Regions from separate parts of the Homo sapiens genome. Here region 1 is linked to region 2. The links are chromatin loops, found by intact Hi-C in ENCODE. Cell type or tissue: PC-9. All regions are shown on one strand.

Evidence for each region. Hi-C counts contacts between places; a loop is a spot of excess contacts. Peaks named below come from ENCODE experiments on the same cell type or tissue, not always from the same donor. Only the 100,000 strongest peaks of a DNase experiment are listed, where the experiment ranks them.
Region 1: it touches region 2 in a loop (7-fold over the local background); 4 of 110 quality-filtered maps call a loop at or near these places.

Annotation. Positions count from the first base shown.
Region 1 is chr2:237,149,443-237,157,442 of GRCh38, forward strand. No RefSeq gene overlaps it. Among named protein-coding and RNA genes, the nearest start is that of COPS8, 68 kb to the left of the region's middle. RefSeq lists an enhancer at 6,597-7,131. In PC-9, a CTCF peak has its summit at 4,772; a DNase peak (open chromatin) is centred at 4,829.
Region 2 is chr2:237,740,639-237,748,638 of GRCh38, forward strand. LRRFIP1 (LRR binding FLII interacting protein 1) reads left to right here. Exons shown (of 24, transcript NM_001137550.2): 12 at 7,726-7,761. Among named protein-coding and RNA genes, the nearest start is that of RBM44, 54 kb to the right of the region's middle. RefSeq lists enhancers at 68-362, 3,774-4,299, 4,266-4,315. In PC-9, CTCF peaks have their summits at 3,641, 4,581 (motif pointing left) and 4,784; a DNase peak (open chromatin) is centred at 3,383; H3K4me3 peaks cover 473 bases; H3K27ac peaks cover 2,609 bases.

The DNA.
Region 1 (8,000 bases), 590 kb before region 2:
GTCCTCACCGTTTTGAAAGAACAAGTTGATTTATGAGAGCACTGGAAAGTAGGCAGATTTGCTCTGAGTGTTTGCTGAGGTGGGTGTGGAAATTCTTGAGAAGAGAGAGAGCGTGTGGGCTGGTGTGGGTAAGACTTTGAGGTGTCTGGGGACAGTGGGTTAGAATGTCTGAATCAGACTGAGCCACAGCATGGCTTCTGCAGTGAGCAGTAGGGCTGGGTGCTGGGCCCCACCCTTTGCTGGCATCCCTAAGAGGGCCATGTTTGTGTGTGTGTGTATGTGTGTGCGCTTGTGTGTGTGTGCACACACATGCATGCCCATGCCTTACCCGGCTGCTCCTCACTGTGGGAGTGGGAGGGAGCAAGAAAAATACCCCCCACCCCAAGAATGACTCCTTCAAGGCAGCGCTCACCTTCTCCTGAGAGCCCATTCAGGCAGGCTGTCAATGCAGGTCTATGCAGGAAGATGTTTCTGTTTGGTTTTATTTGGTATTGTTTCCAGAGCACTTCCTAATTTCAGAGCAAATGTCTTCTCCACCACCATTGTGTGGCCTGTATTTCCTAGACTAGTTCTCTAAGAGGAACTTTAGAAAATGTATTTAGGCAGTGTGTGTTGGGGCAGGAAACTCAGGGGACAGACTGAAAACCTTCCCAGGAAAGCTGAGCCAATTGGAAAGGAAATCCTTCTCCCATCCCGGGAGTCCTGTGACTGGCTGGGAGGAAGAGGAGTAACACTTTCACATATCCATGTCTCAGGGCTGTGGTCACCATCCAACCTGCATGTGGCCCCTGCCAGGGATGCCTCACTTGTCCATAGCCTCTCCTCCCAGGGTTAGAGACCCCAATAGGGCTCTTGCAAATGACTGAACACAGGGTAGACACTGGGGCAAGGGCAGCCCATCCATGGATAGGCCAGTGACCTGACCCTGTCCTGGCTCCTAGGCCTGAGCTGGCCAACAAGTGCTTCCCTTTAAATGTGAATTAGAGAAACCTGGGGTATGAGACTGGATCATGGGCACCTCAGGAAAGGGCTGTGAGTCCAGGCCTGGAGGCCCAGGCCAGGTACTTATGATCCTGAGAAAACCAGGGATATGGGAGTATAAGGGTCGTCTGGGAAAAAGAGGAGAATGGAAGAGAGGCTGGAGAAAAGAGGCCATGACCATGTTGCGTGAGAACCAGATGGACAAATGGACAGGTAACTCCAGATCTGTGCGCCAGGACCCAGCAGTCTTGGGCTGTGTCCGTGCATGTGGGGGAGATTCCCCGGGTTCCTGAGTTAGCTTGCAACCTAAAGAGCCCTCGTCCAAAGCACAGTATTTTTCTTTTATTCTCACAACCGCCTGGTAGGCAGTGCTTATGACTCCCATTTTGTACATGAGTAGGCTGAGTCCAGGAGAGGGGAAGGTACTTGCGGGAGGCCACAGAGCCAGTGAGCGGCACCACCAGGAACTGACTCTGTGTCTGGACAACCTTGTAGCATAAGGCCCATTCTCATTTCTCCATTCCACCTTCCATAATCACCTCTCTTCCACTGAAACTCAACTGGTGGGGGTGGGGAGTGCAATTAGACACTCTTGGGTTCTACAGGGTTTGCCTTGCTCTTCTGTCCCCAGTTCCAGTTTGGACATGTAGCCCAGTGACTCCTGCATTACAACGACAGGCAGAAAGTTACCCAGAAAGCTTGTTGCTGTGAGCTTCAGAGCACACGCTTTTGTTACAGGTAATTAACCTGCTTTCAGGGCACAAAAGCCATGCAGCAGCAGCTGCCAGGGAGAGTGGCTGTCCCTGAGTGCTCCAGCCTGGTGCTAGGGGGAGTCTGAGCTTCAGAGCAGGGTGGACAGGGCAGGGCAGAGAGGCTGCAACTGCCACCCTCCACGGTGGGTGGGCGCCTTCTTTCAAGGGAGAGCTGGGAGACCTGGCTGGACTCCTAGGGATTCTCCAGAACTGAGAGGGCTCCCAGGCTGGAATCACTAGCTCTTCTCTTTTTTCTTTCCACCGCACCCTCACCCCCGGATGTGGCTCATTTCAGGACCCTACACAACTTATTTGGGAGCACTGAGATTGCTCATATTCTGTGCCAGCAACCTGTAGGCTCCCAGAGGATTCCACCCTCCTAAGAACCTTCTCCCCAGGCTCACAGATCCTTTGAATCTCCACAGTTCTCTGCTCACAGCCTGCCTGCCCCACCTTTCCATAGCTCACCCTCCTGAAAATACTCCCTTCGCTGGCTCCTCCTTTTTTGTCCTCCCTTAAATGTCTACCCAGTTTTTCTCTACCTTCTCCTGGTCTATCCCTTTTCTCAGTCAGATGCAACATGGCCTTGTGAATTAGTCCCCAGCCCCAGGGCCCGAGGCTCCCCACTGCCCACAGACTCTGAGACCTTGGGCCTGACCTTGGTGTTCCTCCATGCCCTCCTTTCTAACTACCCTGCAAAGACTTTCTAAAGTCCAAATCTTGCGACTGAATCCCATTGGGAAGATGAGAAAGGAAATGGAGTTGGGGTGGGGCTCAGAGAGCTAAACCCTTATCTTTCATTCTAGACACTCGGTGGAAAGATGATGTCCAGTGTTGTTACCCACGAGATACCAAAGTGAGCAAATTATATGGAAATTGAAGAATAGAAGTATTCAAAGGTTTGGGTGATTGGATACTTAGTTTTCATTCAAACCTTGTAGAACTGCCCGGTGTCTCTAAATTCTGTGCATGTGACATATTACCAGAATTCAAATTAATTCTTGAAGTGAATTGGAAGAGAAGAGGATTTAGAAGAAGGTTCTGACCGGTCAAAGCCAGACGCTGCCATGTGGAAACATGGGCCTTGGATAGACAAAGACAAGCCAAAAATTCTGATTTACACATGAAACATCATGATTTTTAAATGGTGGCCAATAATTCAACAGAGACTTTAAAAGAACGTGAAGGCCACAAACAAACATCCCAGGTCTGCGGGCCATATGCCCCTCAGGGTGCCAGGGTAACGCCTCTAATAGTCATGCTGAGACAACATCCACATTAGTTTCCTGGGGCTGCTGCAACAAATTACCACAAACTTGGTGGCCGAAAATAACACAGATCGAATCACTTGTTCTGCTGGCCCAAAGTCCAAAACTAGTTTTGTCAGAGGCATTGAACCAGAACGACTCCATCTTGAAGAGGGGCTGGGTGAAATGAGGCTGAGATCCGCTTGAGGCTGAGATCTGTTCTGCCGCACTCCCAGGAAGTTAGGGATTCTTAGCCACAGGATGTTTATGGTTAAGGGAACAAGTTAATAATGTTTACGCAGCCGACCCAGGACTTCACAGACCCAGGAACTGCCCCAATGGCCCGATATCTTAAGTACAAAAGCATTCTTAGTTTAAGAATAAGTTTACTTTAGGGGTTGGGGTGGGGGGGATAGCATTTGGAGATATACCTAATGTTAAATGATGAGTTACTGGGTGCAGCACACCAACATGGCACATGTATACATATGTAACTAACCTGCACGTTGTGCACATGTACCCTAAAACTTAAAGTATAATAAAAAAAAGAATAAGTTTACTTTAAAGATATTAATATAGATTCTTGCAGACGACAATAGTTACACAAAGACGAACAATCCTTTGTCACAAGCTCTCGTAGTAGAGCACATCGCCCCATAATTTCCTTGACTTTGTTGTCTTGTGTATAAATAAGCACTGTACCTAAGGTGGGTGCCTTCCTCCTGTTGCTTTCAGGAATGCCCTGCTCTGTCTAGGGAGTAGACATTCTTTTATTCCCTTACTTTCTTAATAAACTTGCTTTCATTTTACTTTGTGGACTCGCCCTGAATTCTTTCTTGAGTGAGATCCAAGAACCCTCTCTGGGGGTCTGGATCCGGACCCCTTTCCGATAACAGTTTGACTGGGCTGAAGTCCAGGTGTCGACAGGATTGATTTCTTCCAGGGGCTCTAGGGAGGATTCATTTCCTTGCCTTTTCCAGCTTCTGGGGGCCACCTGTGTTCCTTGGCTTATGGCCCCTTCTTCGTCTTCAAAGAGCATCACTCCAATGTCTGCTCCAGTGGTCCCATTTTCCCTCTGACTCTGACCCTCTGGCTTCCCCCTTTATAAGGACCCTGTGACGACATAGGGCCCATTTAGATATTCTAGGACAATCTCTTCATTTCAAGAGACTTAATCACATCTGCAAAGTCTTTCTTCCATGTAAGGTGACATTCAGATTCTGGGATTAGGATGTAGTCATCATTGGCTGGGGGGTCATCATTCAGCCTTTCAAACCATAGGTCTTGACTGCTAATGGGTCATGAGAGCAATTTAATGGATCATAAATAGCATTTTTATAAAAATGTGATAGAATAGAATAATAGAATAATCAGAGGCACCACATTTGATACAGGTAAGTGCTGCCTTGTGAAATTTATCTCAGGAATACTCATCTACAGGTCTACATACCCAAGCAAATGTGTCTACAGGGTTCCAGAGCTAAAGGTTGGGCAAATTTGGAAAAACATGGCTGTAGAATATCTGTTGAATGACATTGCCTAGAGTGACCCAGTGAAGATAGAAGAGAACTTGGAGTGAGGCAATTGACCATGCCTTCCCTCTGCTGTGTGACCTTCAGTAAGTCAATTAACCTCTCTGAGTTTGTTTACTGGACTGTAAAACAGGGTTATTGTAATGATCAAATGAAAAAAAAATTGTGAAAGTTCTCTGGAGACATACAAATGTCAGGCAAGGTGGTTAGTGTGGTTAGTCTTCGAGAAGTGAATTGCCTTGAATAAAAGGGGTCTTATATTTGCTGTTCCCTTCGCCTTCCACACGATGGCATCCTTGAAACACAGGGAGGTGGCTGCAGGTGGCCTGTTGTGGCAGCTAGAAAAAGGTGCTAAGGATGTGGGGACATGTATTTCAAACTTTAAAGGGCCAAGGTCTCCACATGAAGGGTCGTCTCGTGAAAAGACTATATTGATATGATTTCCTTTTCCCTTCCAGTGGCAAATCCCCTCCTGACAGGCAAGCTCTTTGCCAAACAGGCGTTTTCCAGTCCTCAGAGCAGCTGCACATCATTATAAACAGTCCCTAAGTAAAGGATTGGCCCTGGACCATGTTGGGTCAATTAGCCCCTTTCTCACCTGGTTCTTTCCACCAAATTTCCAAAACGTTCAGTCTCCCACCACCCAAAACAGAAAACCCTGGTCCCTGCACTCAGAGTTACTACCTTTTATTTATTTTTTTTAAGAGATGGGGTCTCACTATGTTGCCCAAGCTGGACTCGAACGCTTGGGCTCAAGCAGTCCTCCAGCCTCAGCCTCCCAAATAGTTTGGATTACAGGTACCCGCCAGTGCACCTGATTTTAAAATCGCTACCTCTCTTCCTTCCCTCTGCCACCAGATTTCTAGAAGGAGCAGGGCACTCTTGCCTCTGCTTCTGCTATTTATTGACTCTGACTTTCAACCCACAATTCCACACACGGAAGCTCCTTTTCTTCATGGCCTCCTAATTGCAAATTCACATTTTCATTCCAATTTCTTCCTGTGACTTCTCTGCTGTGCATGGTGTTGACCACTTTCTCAGAAACTTTGGGTCTTCCCAGCTTCATCTGGCCTCAGGTCCTGGCTCCTCCCTATATCCGCTCACATCTGGCCTCTCCCCATCAGTCCCTCAGCTCCATCCTCCCTCCACTAGCTGCCAATCATGTGTCCCTGGGTTTCTGTTCCCCACACAGGTGCCTCAGGCAATGGGACTTGCAGACCCACACTCTGCCCCAGCCTCTTGACATGCCCATCAGAGTCCTCATCTGCCATTTGAGAGACAGGAACCCTGGCTCAGATCACAGTATCTCCATGTACCCAGACAGCGGGATCCTAGCAAGAGGGGCTGTCTGCTCAAGGTCATGAGAAAGTGGCAAGCAAAAGAGAAGGGTCGCCTTCCTCGGGATGGGCCAGCCTGAAGGAGTCAGAAGAGCGGGGAGGTATGAGGAACTCTATCTTGGGGCTGAACAGAAGCCCACAGTGCAGCCAGGAAGTGTGACATGAACAGTTCAGGCTGTGCACAAAGACGGGGAGAATGCTGGAGGTTTCTTATGGCAATGAGAGTTTCACACACCTGCCTTATTGCTTAGCCTTTGTGTTTCCCCTCAGGGATTAGCAATGCAATTCGAAAATAAAACTCACTGTGTGGCTGTTGGAGGGGGTAGCACACAGGCTGCCTCACAGCCAGCACAGGCAAGAAAGTCCCCCCAGGACTCAACAGCAATGGATTTGCAGCGGTGGGTGGCGTTTCCTGTGCCTTTACCCTGGGCTGGCCCCTGTGAAGTGCTTTCTGAGGACTGTCTCAGTCAGTCTTTCCAGCAACCTCAGGAGGCATCATTACCCTCCCCATTTTACCATGAAGGAAACCGAGGCTCAGAGAAGCAAGGAAGTTCCCTAAGGTCACACAGCCGGCCCAGAGGATCAGAACACAAGCCCAGGGGACGCAGCCCCAGGAGCTAATGAGAAAAGTGCCTGTGATTCGGCTTCAGGTCATACTGAGCACTTCTGTAGGCCATGCAAACACATTCTTTTTTTCTTTTTTTCCTAATGCAGGTTAGGGCTTAACTGGAACTTAACTGGAAACTTCTGTGCACATCTGCAGACACAGAAAAATGAAAACTTTAGCAACCAGCTGCATGTCCCAGAGAACAATTTTCCAAGGATAAAAGACACTCAGTGACTTCACAAGCACGGCACTGTGATGTCCCCTCCCTCCCCCTTTCATGAAATTCAGATGTCATTAGAGTAGGCTCCTAACCGTCCTTACCACATCAGCCCTAGGATGCCTCACTGAGGGCATGCGCTCAGTCATCAAGAGCACGCGGTGGTTTGTGTGCAGAGGGAACTACCCAAGGGAACAAAAAATAAGAAAAGACCTCAAAGTGGCCCCTGCCCCTGCCCACAGACAGGGAACCGGGTCTTTGTTTTGCTTCCTACGGGGAAGCATGCCCTGGGCAGTGGGTCTGGGGTGTGAAGACAGCCACCTCCCCACTCCAGCGTCTGCGGCTGCAGGTAGGGGAGGAGGCTGGGAGGAGGCCCTTCCGCACTTCCAAGCTGATCAGCGCAGCGTGAGCGCCGGCGTGCGAGTGGGTGCCGCGTCCAGACGGTTTCCATTTCCCCGGATAACCACGGAAAACATGAATCAGGAGGGCCCCGCGCTGGCCCAGCTGCAGTGTGGGGGCACACGCCGGTGAGTCACAGGCTGTGCTGCCAGCGCTGTTTTTCACATTTCTGTCCAGGGAACAGTTTCTCACTGGACGTTCAGTTTTTTCAGTCCTCTCTTCCCCCAGGACGTTGCTCAGACTGTGTCCAAGGGCTCCCTGTGCCCGCAGTGAGATGACAGCTTTCCTGCTGCCGGTAACACTGAGGAAGGCTGATTGAGCACAGCTTAGGGGACAAGGTCCCTGCAAATCAGGGACACGGAGTAACTCCTGGTCCTCAGCACAGCCCCTAGAAGAGGGCGCCTCGCAGACCCATTTCACACATGAAGGAAGCAAGGTCAAAGCTCTGGCCCGGCCGCTCATCAGCTTCCAGGGCTCTGCCCTCGGAGTCCACGCTCTGAAGCGGGGTCGCGTCAGGCATCGCATCCCCAGCAGCTCACCGATCGCAGTTCCCAAACGGCCGTATGCCGCACACGTCCCAGCTTCTTCCGGTGGCGATGGCCACAGAGATGCGAGTGCTGTCACTGCTGAACGCAGCAGAAGGGCTAAGTGCCCACTCAGCCCAGGGCAGAGGAGCACAAGGTTCCTCCAACCTCGAACAGGCTTCCTAGCGTTCCCAGACCCCGTGCCCTCCTTAGAGAGGGAAGGATGCCACCTCCCTCAGGAGCCACTGCCAGGTCTGTGCCTGTACTTTGCACATATTGTCACCTCCGGTCCTACAACAACCCTCGGCGATGGGCAGGCTCGCTATCCCCACTTACAAGTGAGGAGACTGAAGATCAGAAAGGATAAGTGAGCGGGCCGTGATCACTCAGCTACTGAGTGGCGG
Region 2 (8,000 bases):
TTAAATTAGATGCAGTCTTTTAAAACTGTGAGGTTTCCTACCTCGCACCTGATACCTGCATTCAGGTATCAGCAAATGCAGGTATCAGCTTCTTTGGGGGAAGAAAACCCAGGATCTCTGGCCACTTGACTCTGAGGCTGCCTTGCAGAACTGCACAGCCTCCACCCCACCCACTATTTTCGTGACCCCGAGGCCACGGCCCAGGTGCCATTCATCACTGTGCAGCATGGCTTTCCTGTGCTAGAGGAATGTTTATCTCCTCCATCCAGCCATGGAGAGCAGGAAAATAGAGTTCAATATGGGTGGGCATTGCAACGCCAGCGCCTCTTTCTCTGGGGGAAGACTCTCCCCTCTGTATAAGTTGCAGACACCCACTCTTGTCACACATTTGGCTCTGCCCACCTGGCCTCACAGGCATTTGAGTTTGTGTTCCACCCCTCCCCATCCCAGAGCCCAGCAGTCAGCAGTGAGAGAAGCCAAATGTGTGCAGGGAGTGCGAGGCGGCAGCTACCATGCAAACTCCAGGGGCACACCGCCCCCCAGTAATCTCTCCCCAGAGTGCATCAGGCAATAACAGGAAGATACTCAGCTGTTCATTATGACATGATTTCCCATTTTCAAACCTGACAAGTTGGTCTTGATGCTGTTATTCAAATAACTGAAAGTAAATGGTTGTGAACAAGGAATTTCAGATCACAGACTCAGTAAGCCTGGCCAGCCCCCAAGGCTGTGTCTTCCTTAAAGTTGGGATCTCTGTATTATCTCATACTCTATAGTAGAGCAATAAACATAAGCTGACTTATGTGATCACTTAAAACTACCAGGAAGAAACATTTTCCGTAATAAATTTAGTGTAGGATTGCTTTGTCTTCTCACACTCACTTTTCAGAAAAGAAAATGTAAGTATTGCCAGGCGCGGTGGCTCACACCTGTAATCCCAGCACTTTGGGAGGCTGAGGCAGGTGGATCACTTGAGGTCAGGAGTTGGAGACCAGCCTGGCCAACATGGAGAAATCCCATCTCTACTAAAAATACAAAAATTAGCCGGGTGTAGTGGCGCATGCCTGTAATCCCAGCTACTTGGGAGGCTGAGGCTGAAGAATCACTTGAATACAGGAGGTGGAGGTTGCAGTGAGCTGAGATCGCACCACTGCACTCCAGCCTGGGCAACAAGGCAAGGCTCCGTCTAAAAAAAAAAGAAAAAAGAAAAAAAAGAAAGAAAAGAAAATATAAGTATTTACAATTGACAGAAGAATGTTGTGGCTTTACTTTCAGTGAATCCCAAACACGCTTAATGCCCTCTGTACCCTCTGCCTGGTTCCAGTGAGACATGACAATTGGATTTTGTTAAGCATTGTCTTTATTCAAGCATATGATGAAGTCTCAAAATAACAGGGCTCAATATAGTCACTTAGAGATTGAAATGACACAAATTTCTTTGTCATACGAAATTGACCGAAGAGACTGAAATGATACAAATTCCTTTGTCATGTGTTTTCTAAATTTGTATAAAATTTACTCACAGGTTTATTAGATGATCATAAACAGAAAGATGTGAGTTCAGCCTTCCTGGGCGTCCTGGGACCTGATGGGGGTGGGTGATCTCCTTGTATCTGCTCTTCCTTCCCTGAATCGATTGCTCAACTAGCAAAGGTCAGTTGATTGCGGGCTGGTTGGCACGCTTAGGGAACAAAGGTCAGTCCCGCAGTGAGGGACAAGGCTGTCCCCCATCTCATCCTGGGTGCCTTACATCTGATGAAACCTCCCGTATGTGGTTCTTAGAATGCAGAGAGGTCTCTGTAGAGTGCAGGGCAGTTCCCTCGCGGATGTGTTACGGTATCCCTTGATTGATCGTGTCGAGAATAGAAAGACGGTGAGCACAGGCAGCATCCCTGGTATCTGAAGAGAGCCTGGGAGACAGAACTAAGCTAGCTCATTTCCATAATTTCCAAAACTCATGGTCCTCTTATACTAAATTGACTCCATTTCTGTTTTCTGTCTTGGGACATTTACACCATTGCTGGTATATTTTGGATCTCCTGGGACAACAGAAAGTGCTAGTGGTTGTGTTTGGCCTTGTTGATGGGAAGAAGCCAGGAGAGCCTGGATAGGACTCCCCGGTCCTTCTGCCTGGGAGGGAGGAGCAACAGGTCTTGGGCAGGGCCTGGTGTAAGCGTGGTGGCAAAGGTGAATGACCCTCCAGTCTGGCCTTCCTTGAGGTCATATGGAGCAGGCAGTGCTCTGAGGCAGGGAGTTTCAGAACCCGGGTTCAGATGTCACAGCTCTCATTCCTGGCTTGGGACATCTAGCTGGGCACATAAACTTCTTGTGCTTCCCCTGGAAAGAGGGGTCATGATACCCTTAAAAAGCAAAAAGAAACCCCCCCAAAAAAACAAAAAAAAAACATATGGTTACTTTATTTCTCCTTGGCTGGGGTTAGCCAGGGATGGGATACAGTTGTTGTAGCGAGAGCTCATGGGAAATGCTCCCAGGCCGGGGACTTCGTCAGGGACACGTATCCAGGGCCAGTATGAGTGAGGACAGAGGACAAGAAAAATATGAAGTCAGGGTCAGCCCTGCAGGCTCTGTAGGGAGTCCCGCCCTGGGTTTGGGAGATACAGGTGCACAGGTGAGTGTGTCACACCCATCAGAGGGGAGGGAGGGAGGGTGGTGCTGTTAAAGGGCAGTAGTAACCAGAATGAAGGAAGTGACTGCTTGTCCCACTTCGAGAAAATGAAAATGCTTCAGTGTCCAGAGACCACCACCAGGGACAAGACTTCAAGTTTTCTCCACCCACTTGGTCCTCCCAGGGTCCTTGGGAAAGCAGAGAGGGCATCAGCCCCATCTCAAGACAGGCATAGAATACTGTTCACCTCATTCTCATCTTCTCCCATGCTGTGGATGAGCTGTGTTTTCTTCCTCTCCAGCACGACCAGGATCTTCTCCTTGAGGAAGTTATTTCACTCATTCATTCAGTGTTTATTGAGCACCTAGAATGTTCCAGAAACAGGGCCGTTGTATGAGCAAATGCAGACTTGCCCCAGCCCTCATGGGACGCACAGACAGGGGCAGACGGATGCTTGTTGGGTGATCACACGTTGTGAAGCCCAGCAGCGGGGGTGTGAGGGGAGGCAAAGGTGCCTCGAGAGAGCTGGGATCCAGAGGTTTGACGGCCAGAGCTTGGGCCACACCCAAGCAGAGTGACTCCACCTAGTGAAGCCAACAGATCTGGGTCATCCAGGCCCCAAAATCTCACTGGGAACCTGGTGAAGCCATCACGTTTCTGAAACATCCATCAGGAATGTCCCAAGGGCAGCCTGGGTCCATATCTTCCCTCGTGTACTCAGAGAAGACAGGAGCAATGAACTCAGATCTCTGCCCATTTGGACTAGAAAAACAACACTATTTTGACTCATGTTTTTTGTTGCACAAAGAGGCAGGGGCAGGGACCAGGTGGAAAAACGGGTCTTGAATTACAAACACCAGAGTTCAAAGATAAGTCATTCAGGCTAAAGTAAATATTATTGGATTTAAAACCAAAAACCGTCACCCTAGTGGTGGACTGTGCTATCATTTAAATGTGAAGGAAAATTACCCTTAAAATGGGTGTTTTCTGAGCAGTGTTTGCTGTTTGTTTGTGTCTCAAGAAGGACCTCGCAAGGATGTTGCTTCGGTGATCCCTTTTTCCATCCAAGTCTGGTGTTGCCTGGCTGGGTGTTGAGGACAGGTTCCTTTTGTACCTGGGCCCTTGAGTAGGGTCTCTCTGGGTACGTGAACAGGTGCCACATATTCTTTCTTTAGGAAAATGGCAGGCAGCTGGAACATGGAAAACTTAGCGTTTTAGCCTCACCAGGCATCGTGTGTACAGGAGCCTAGATAGCAAACTCCTTTAGACACAGTGTTAGAAAGTTGGAATTAATAAAATATTTAATGTGCTCCTTGAAGCATTTGTTTTTGAAAGGAAACTTGACGTAAACTAAACTTCCACAGACGTGTTTTAGAAGTGACTGTTTCCAGTAGATTTTCAATGATGTCTGTATACACTCAGCTGTGGCTGTAAAATACAACACACATACTTTGTAAACCTGTTAGTGTGACGTTTTCACCCTGACCTGAAATGTTTAGTATCACTCAGAATACGAGAGTCATGAAGCTAACAGGCTGCAATGTGTTCGGCGCTGTCGCCCTTCCCGTGCAGGAGGCCACTGTCTGCGGGGTCCGGTGCTTTCCCGTCCTGGGCTAAGGTGGGTGGGCAGAGCAGCCTGGACCGTCTGCAGCCACCATGTCCTCTGGACCCCTCTCTGCACCATGCCCACCTCCTCCAGGCCCCCACACCATGCCATGCAGTGGCCGTGACAGTGTTTAGAATCCTTTCTTGTCTTCCATTTCTTCATCATTTTAGGGAGGAAGTGCTGTGCTTTATGTCAAGATGAAACACAACATCTGATTCCTTACCTGGCTCTGCTAGGGCTTAGGAAAGGGGGCTTGGTTAAGGTGGACTCTGCTGCCTGCGGCTTCTGTCCGGGCCCGGCCCCTGCAGCTGTGACACACTGCCATCTGGTGGACACGAGTGGGGCTGCGTGGCTTTCCACGGGGCTGAATAGCCTTCCTGTGTTTGAGGAAAGCTGACAAATCCTTTTTCATTCGGAAGACACACAAAATGAAATTTACTCTACTATGTAAAATAGAGATAGGTTAGACGTTCATTTGCCATCACCTTTCAACAAGAGCTTAATTTTTAGTTTTTCTCTGCATGGTCTCTACTTAAAAATATGCCCAGATTTTATTTTGAGTCCGTTGTGTTCTTCGGAGCAAGGACTTTTTTAAAATGATAAAAACAGCAAACTATGGTTTTTGGGGTTTTTTCCCTTATTTGATATTTTACAAATTATAAAAACAAATGATGTAGACGGTTACAAGCAAAACCATGCAGAACAAAGATGTGTTAAAGCCCTGCCCCCCCAAAATCAAGGTTTGTGGACCCCGTGTGTTTTCTTTCTCAGCTTTCTTGCAAGAAATACCAGAAAGAAAAAAGGGCTTGGGTGGGCCCTTCTTTTACGGTCTCAGATATCTTTGTAGGTAAACGAATGCATTCCTGGAGCTTCATTTATTTCTCCACAGTATTTATCCATTGCTGACCAGCAGCCAGAAAACATACGTTTTACACCGTGGAGCAAACATGCCACAGGCTTTTCAGTGGTAGTTTGGCAGTCTATTAAACTGGATTTTCATATCCCACCAAGAGTTAAACTAGCCTCTTTATTTTCATCTTATTAATATTTGTTCAGCAAACTAACTTACTCTAAGGAATAAAAGGCTTTGGGCCCAGGAGATTTAATGAATTTATTCTCCAGCACGCTAAGTGCTAGATAGATAGTTCACATTTCCTTGTTCTTTGAAATTTTATTTATTTTATTTTATTTATTTTTTTTTTTTTTGAGACAGAGTTACACTCTGTCGCCCAGGCTGGATTGCAGTGGCATGATCTCAGCTCACTGCAACCTCTACCTCCTGGGTTCAAGAGATTCTCCTGCCTCAACCTCCTGAGTAGCTGGGATTACAGGTGCATGTCACCACACACAGCTAATTTTTGTAATTTTAATAGAGACAGGGTTTCGCCGTGTTGGCCAGGTTGGTCTCGAACTCCTGACCTCAAATGATCTGCCCACCTCGGCCTCCCAAAGTACTGGGATTACAGACAGGAGCTACCGCGCCTGGCCTTGAAATTTTGATTTGAAAAATATTTCAGGAATATTTTTCTTTCCATGTGAAGTTGAGAACCACACTTGAATTGCTCCAATCATCCTCACAACTCAACATGGCTGCAGGGCTTCTGGGGCTCTGCCAAATGAGATGGTGCCCATCTGATCAGAGTCTGCCTTCGTATCTGTCCCATCGGAGTCTGCCTTGGTACTCATCTTATCGGAGTCTGCCTTGGTGCCTCCAAGTACACAGTTAGGCTGATGTGGCATGCACATCCGAAAAAATAACTCTAGATGTGCATTTCGACACATCAGCAAATGCAGATGGTATGGGCTGCAGATGGTATGGGCCACAGCTGGAGAGAGCCGTCTTCACTGCGGTATAGCTGGGCTGCACCCAACGTGAGAATGGACATCAGGGCAGAGAGCCGTAAGCAGCTGGGATTGTGGAAAGCGCCCGTGAACACATGGTCTTGGACAGGGCCTCAGGTGGGTCCTTAGCAGCTGTGGCTAAGTGGGCAGAGGGACCACCCCACCACCACCCTGCCCAAAGGGCTTATTTAGCAAAGAGGGGAGAGAGGCCAGCCTGCCCCTGACTGCATCCCACTGGCCTGAGGGATGTGGCCTCTCTGCCCCCATTTCCACTCCTGCTCTTGGGACACAGGAGACTGGTTAGATGAGAGTAGAAAGTTTATTTTTGAACACCCAGGTGTGGGGTGGCTGGGCGAGACCATCTGATGGCTTTGGGAGCCAGGCCGCAGGGTTTAGCTTGGATCTGTTGAGTAGGAGACCCTTAAACATGGCCACCCTGAGCTAAGAGCTGGTCTTGGATTTTGCTTTCTTTTGGATTAACCGAGTATTTTGTGGGATTCCATTTGATCCCTTAACTGGCTGACCAGCTATAACTCCTGGTTATGTTGTTTTAGTGTTGCTCCAGGTGTCGTTGGAGGAGAAGTTGAAGGTACAAGGAGTTTGCAGGAGGGAAGGTGGCAGTTAATGAGCCTTCCTGGTGGGACCGGATGGTGAGGGCAGGGGCATCTGGCCCAGCGTGGACTCGGGCCATAGATGGGAAGTGGTCATTTGGAGGTCACCATCTCTCTGACACCCTGACCATAGCACCTGCACCCCTGTGCTGAGCTGCAGGTCCCCGGCACCAGCGTCTGTGCAGCTCAGGTGTTGCTGAGCCGTGGCCTCCGCAGCTCTCCATCAGGATTTCTCAAGCTTCATTATGAATTATCTCTGTGTGAGCTCACAACGGTGACTGCAGAGTCCCAGGTCATCTCTCAGATCTTCTGAATCAAACATATGGTCTGCAGTTGCCGCGCATGTCTTTGGCCGATTTTCTGACAATCAAAGTGAAGAAGTTCTGAGCTACGGGAAGTTGGGTTGAAGGCATGATGGGGAAAACATGATTAGTTGACAGCTTTTCCCAGAGAGTTTTTAGACAAACTCAACCTTGGTAACCTTCTCAGTGGGCTTATGATAAGAACCTTCAATGTGCCAAAAAATAAAAAAAGCAGCACTCCAGGTAGTTAATCTTTGTTTAAAAAACCCTTCCCCCCACCCAGTCCTGCAAACAAACAAACAAACAAAAAAAGGAGAAAAAAAGAAACCTGTCTTTTGTTGGATGCTGAGCCGAGAAAGAAGTAACACCACTGCCGGCCTCTGCCTCTTGTCCCGAGACACCCTCATGGTGCAGGGCTCTCTCCAGGGTCCGTTCCTCATGTGCACCCTCTCTTGTAGTTCCACAGCCCGCTGTGGGTCCCACTGAGACTCCTACCTGAGGACAGGAGAAGAGGGTCCTCAGGGACGTCCAAATGAGGACAAGAGAAGAAGGGGCCTCACAGACATCCAAATAGGAGAAGTGTGAAAAGCTAAATTTGGAGTGTCCCATTTTTCTGCTTCTAAATTACAAAGGAAGCAAATGTTTTGTTTTGTTTTGTTTATCATTCATAGCCCCATCTTCATGTTATCCATTTAATGCTTTTAAAGTATTTAATATTTTGTCTGTTTTCGTCTACAGGTAGAAGAGAGACCAGAAAAAGATTTTACTGAGAAGGTAAGGAATCGTTCATAAACCTAGAGGGTCCCAAAAGTTGTGGATGAAATTGATAAGAAAATATGTTGCTTGGTTTTTTTTAATAAGGATGTTCCCCAGCGAGGGAACTGGACTAGAAAGCGGCCCACCTAACCTGGTATCACCTTCCCGGAGGTAGGCCACCGGGAGTCCTGTCCGGTGTGCGTTAGATCCTGTAGAGCAGGGAGGCGTTTATAATGGGCCCCACCATGGAGTTTAGG